Linked DNA regions of Mus musculus: region 2 is linked to region 1. A link is a contact called in ENCODE POLR2A ChIA-PET data. All regions are on one chromosome and are shown on one strand. Each heading gives the region's core, a stretch centred on a gene start or an enhancer-like site at or near the end of the contact. The rest is flanking DNA. Distances are from core to core; before and after follow the strand shown.

The links. ChIA-PET counts read pairs that join two places held with the same protein, here RNA polymerase II (POLR2A).
Region 2: POLR2A ChIA-PET joins it to region 1 with 37 read pairs in Patski. The contact joins the enhancer-like site here to the promoter of Zfp706 in region 1. POLR2A ChIA-PET finds 5 or more read pairs at or near these places in 2 of 5 experiments (Patski and embryonic stem cell).

What each region holds. Positions count from the first base shown.
Region 1 is chr15:37,006,107-37,008,806 of GRCm38, reverse strand. Zfp706 (zinc finger protein 706) reads left to right here and starts at 1,405. Exons shown (of 4, transcript NM_026521.4): 1 at 1,405-1,679. It overlaps LOC115488529, which reads right to left. Exons shown (of 2, transcript XM_030248876.1): 2 at 334-1,951. The coding sequence ends at 1,003.
Region 2 is chr15:36,826,753-36,829,452 of GRCm38, reverse strand. All of the region lies in intron 1 of Gm34472 (a long non-coding RNA gene), which reads left to right. Among named protein-coding and RNA genes, the nearest start is that of Gm34472, 15 kb to the left of the region's middle. Within about 2 kb of position 1,297, at least 1 of the 3 ENCODE cell types and tissues checked has a DNase peak (open chromatin) inside an H3K27ac peak, as active enhancers do.

The DNA.
Region 1 (2,700 bases), core at 156-2,655:
ACCAATCCTACTTCACAAGACTTCAGACACCACCTCACCCCTGCAGATGTCACAGTCTAGTTGCAGTGTCCATTGTCATTCATGACTAGACAAACAGCTCTTTGTATTTCCCAAGTCTAGATCCTCCAAGACTCTCAACCCAAAAGGCAGATTAACACAACAGTAAATGTGGCCACCATTAATAACTATGTTATAGCTTCTTGACATGTCTGTTCCAAACCTGTCTCTTTAGACACATTCTGTTCAATATTGTTTTTTCAGCACTTTGTTGGTCACTGGCTATACAGTAATAAAAAGGAGATTACAGATTACCATCAGCAACAGTAACAAAACTTAAACACGTAACTACATTTTAATAAAGGCTTGTGAGCATAAAGTGAAATGAATCAAAGATGAGCCCACTTCAATCATGGCCCAGCTGCGTTGCACCTTTCTGGCTATTTTTAACAATACTGTGACAAGGTTATCATAGTACAAGTAAAGTAGACTATGCTCATAGTCAACGAATTCTCTGGCTACTGGCAGGCAAGTTTGAGATTCTGACTGGGCATGGCGACACATGGTCATGTAGCTCCTGTGGAGGTGAAAGGGTTCAGTTCTAGGACAGACTGAACCACATAGTGGTTTTAAGGCCACAAAAGCAGTATACCTATAACCTAATTAGATCTAATGGGGAGCAGCTTGTTGCAGGTACAGGGCAACAAATGCAGAGATTTACAACGCCATTTCTAACCACCACTAGATGTTAGAATTGCAATCGCTCTTAATAAGGTATCTGAAGTTCACAACGTGGTCTAAATCAAGTGGAGGCGGGGAACGACCTTTTATTCTTTCCCCAAGTATTAGCAATCCAATAGCCAGCCTGCACAGGCCAAGCGAGCACGTTAGGATTTAGCCGATTTTTCAGGCTCAAGTCTCCATCTATGTGAAAGTCCCTAGTAAGTCAAAATACCCTGAGCACGGAACCAGTGAGGGAACAATGGCAGCGAGTCTGGCAGGGGGTCATGGCCGAGCGGCGGCCACGCGGGGCCCCGGACGCGACTCCCCCGCCGCTCCGGCTAGCGCCTTACAGGGCTCCCGGCTGGCCAGGGAAAAACGAGGGCGGCGGGGCAAAGGCCAGGCCGGGTGAGTGAAACACGAAAGAGTGACTGCTGAGCCACTCGGCCGACAGCCGCCCGTAGACCGGAGGTCACACACCGCAAGGGCAGGGGGACACGCTGAGACGACACCGAGAGAGCGGGCGGGAAGCAGAGGGGCGGGCGAGGGCCCCGCAGTTCCCGTCTTAGGCCCCGCCCCCGCGCGCTTATGTAACAGGGGAGAGCTGCCATTGGCCTGCAGACCGGAAGGACGCGGGCATGCTAGAGGGGCGGGGCAAAGCCGCCGCAGGAAGGTGAGGGGCGGGACCGCGCGGGCAAGCAGGCGGCGCTGAGGCGACTGGGAGTGCGGCGCGGCGTGCGCGGGCACGAGCGACGGGCCTGCCTCGGGCTCAGGCGCGGCGGGCGCGCGCTGCGGCGGGTGTGCGAGGCGCGGGCTGTTGTGCTCCCGGCTCTGCTCGGTCCTTCCTCTGCGGGTGGCGGAGGCCCCAAGCGGTGCGGGGCTCGACCCTTCCTTCCCTACTCGTCCTGCCCAGCTCTTCTCGCGCTGCGCGGTCTCTCGGACGCCAGACCGGCCCGGCCCGGGTAAGCGGCGCCGCAGGACGCGGGAGCCGGGGCGGGAGGCACGCGGCGGCGGGAGGCCGGGGCGGGCGTCGGACTCCCGGCGGAGCGGGCGCGGGGCTGAGGGCCGCCGAGGCCTCGGGCGGGCCGGGCTGCAACCGTGGGGTTGAGTCTGCCCACGAATGGCTGTTGAGAGCTGGGATCGTGCCGCGGAGCCGACCTGGGCCCCTTGCTCTGGCTGGTTGCAGAGTGTGAGCCCATTTCCTGGCTCCCCGGCCTCAGAGTAAGTTGTTTCTCTTTAAGCGGCCCCTTAGGGCCTCCTTCTCAAGAGTCCTGGTATTCCAAGAACTCTTCCTGGTTCGTAGCTCATTTGCAGCCTCCTGGGAAAGCTAAAACTTTTATTAAAAATCAGCTGGTAACTGTTTGCAAACGATTTATTGCCTTTCAGTTTGTCCCACTTAATCAGGGAGCGATTTATACGTAAGATTTTGTCAAAAACTCGATGAGCTGGTCAAGAGCAAATTGTAAGTTGAACTGTCCGAAAGCAGGTGGTTGGATCGTTTGCACTTCTGCTTTCAGAAAGGAAATCTGTGCTGTCAGAAGTTAGGGGCCTGCCCCGCTCAGCTAGCCTGTTAGAACAGATCTCCTTTGCCTAGTGTTACATTTTGTGTTTATTGAAGCGTTTGCCTTTTTGTAACCGTTGGTGGTGGTAAAGAAAATGGGTTAAATCTTAGGTGTTCTGTTGTGTTTTAGGAGAAGCCCTAAACGCAAAAGTTAAAAAATAGTTTTTGCTTATCTGATGGCATTGTTTTTACAGCACGCTTCATGAAAAGGTTATCAAAGTAGCTGCTTTAATTTCTAGATGGCAAGGAAAGTTCTGGAATTACTGATGTGAGGTTCTGTAACTTAAGCATAAAACCCTTAAGATCTGTTCACCAAGTAATTCACATACATAAGCCATGCTTTATGGAAGAGTTAAGATGTTTTAGACAATCAGAATGATCTAGTAAAGATCTGATACTAAGACAGGGGGACATTAAGAGTG
Region 2 (2,700 bases), core at 48-2,547, 180 kb after region 1:
ATATTTTGGACCTGACAAGTCTTCAACCAAAAATAGTATTATCCAGCTGGGCATGATGGCACATGCCTTAAATTCCAGCACTCAGGAGGTAAAGACAGAGGTATCTATATGTATTTGAAGGCCTTCCTGTTCTACATAGTGAGTTCCAAGTCAGCAAAGGCTACATAGTGAGACTCTTTCTCAAAAAACCACAACGATGACGATGGTGGTGGTGGTGGTAATGATGGTGATGATGGGGGTGGTGGTGATAATGATTATGATGACAACAATGACATCACCCAGTTTGAGCAACTGTTCATCTCAGTCATTCCAACTGACCCTTGAGTGGCTTTGTGAGTTTTCACATATCAGAGCCACACTGGAAGAAGCCCACTTTGTTACACATAAAATCAAGTGTAAGAGCCTCAGAGAGTGACGCCACAAGAGGAATCCCAGAAACATCGTAGGCAGCAGCTTACATTACCTCACCATTCCCCAACTTATCTCGAAGTACAGTGTCATTACTTCAGTGTTCCCCAGCTTATCTTGTAGAAGGTAAGTTTGTACAGAAGGCAGAGTTCCAGGAGAGTCCCTATAAATCCCCACCATTACTGTGAATCAAATCCTACAGACTCTGCAGAGCAAATGCAGCCTTCTAAGCTTGGGAGCCATGAGAGGAAGCAAATACAAGACTGGAAACTGATTTTCAAATTAGTTGCTTCTCCTGCTGACCTTACTTGTATATAAAAATATTACGTTGGAATAACCGTGGACAGACACGTTTGGATGAGTGAGCTGACCCTCTGCTTACCCCAGCTCCTTTAAGAGTTTGTTTTCCTCCCAAGTTTATTTAATCATAGAGCAAAGCTAAAGACTGGGGGCGTTATCTTGTATGTGGATACATGATTCTTTTCCCCCATGTGGCAAAATACCATCCTAGCTTTGACGCGGAGTTCAAGTTCTAATTGATTATTCTCAGTGACATTTTCCTTAGTAGACCAGAAGACCAAACTAGAAAAAGAGCCTAAACTTGTGTTTGTTTGGCTGGGTTTTAGGTCAAAGAGCACTCTTCTGTGTTCCAGTGGGGGAATGGCTCTCCTGTTTTCTCCCATCTCCCTTCCCTATCCCTCTATCTCCAAGCACTGAAACTTGGGATACCTAGGCACTCGGAGCTCTAAGCAGTTTTCCAGGAAATTCATTTCTGCATCCTCTAAAGGGCTCTTCTGGGCAGTCAGGGGAAGCAGCCCTTTTGGGAGTTGGCCCAGGTTCTAGACTTCCTCTTTGATAAGCGTAAACTCCCTTGGGGGCAGGAACTTAGGATTGTTCACACAGAAGGTCCTGGATCCAGCCAGATCTAGCTCCTTCCAATCAAGCCTGGAAGGGGCGGGGGTAGCAGAATCTGTACCTAATGTGTGTATTCCCCTTCTCTCCCCCCCCCCCCCCCCCCCCGGTGGAGGTGGCCCGGTTTCCTTCTCCCTTCCACAAATGTGGAACACAGGGGTGTCGTGACTTGAAAAGTCTCTTCAAGGGACATGACCCAGATGGGATGAGTCCTCAGAAAGGTGGTCCTTCTGATTCCAATTTATCCTCGTTTACTTTAAGGTGTAGGAGCCCTCATGAGAGGATGTTCTCTTTGGGCTTCATTAGTGAAAGGAGTTGAGCCTTTCCAGAGCTAGCAGGTTTGTCATCTGAGAACTGTGAACTGTGTAACTTCTTGGTGTGTCCTCTGGCACTGAGCCATCTTACCGCTATTGTCAGGGATTTCAGACACACATTCTATGCAATACTCACTCTAGCCTGGCTCCTTTTTTTTTTAACTTTTATTAGTTTGTTTTCGATGTTTTTCTTGCATGTTCTATTTTGTCCTTTTGCCATCTCTACATCTTGTTCAGGAAGATAATGCAATATAACTAATGTCAAATCAACTCTAAAACAAGTATTTAGAGCTGTTCACTTTCCCTTCTTTTCTCTCTTTTTATCAGTTTTCTCTTAACTACATATAGATTCTAAGGTCATCCTTCTGATATGCTAATGTCTTCAGCTACAAATACTTGTTATAATTACATTATAAACTAGAGGGTAGAAATAACAGGGCTGCAGTAAGAACCAAGAGCCTTCACTGAGTTTCGTTTTCAGCTCTGAGTGTTCTTGGTGTCTGACCTTGGGCAGAGCCCTCTCTCTGGATTTCAGCTTCCTGTTTATAAAATGAAGGGGTTGGACAAGGTCACCTCTAAAACCCCTCCAGCTCTGAAATTCATTGACTCTTTGACCCATTGTGGGCGCTTAATAAATAACAAGCACGCTTTCAGAGAGCCACAGGAATGAATTGACTTAGACGCTTCAGTCAACAAAGATTTACTTAGTGTTCACCCAAACGTGGTTGCAGTGTGGGACATGTCAGATGCAAAGGGAGACTCAGGACTTGCTCACCTGGCCCTGCTGCAGTTACAGCCAAGGTTCCAGAAGATCATTAAAAGCTAAAAGCACTAGCAGACAGAAGGAATGACAGGCACAGAGCGGAGAGACCCACTAGAGAGGAAAGGGTCTCACTCCTTTTACCAAAGTAAATCGCAGACGTAAGGGAGAAGGGGACTTGTTTTGTTTATGTGTTTTTTGTTTTTTTATTTGTTTTTGCAAGTTAGTGAATCAATGTTTGAGTTTTCACACTCTAAAATCAAAAATAATCTCTCTCAGAACATGGCTGAAGCTCATCATGATGGT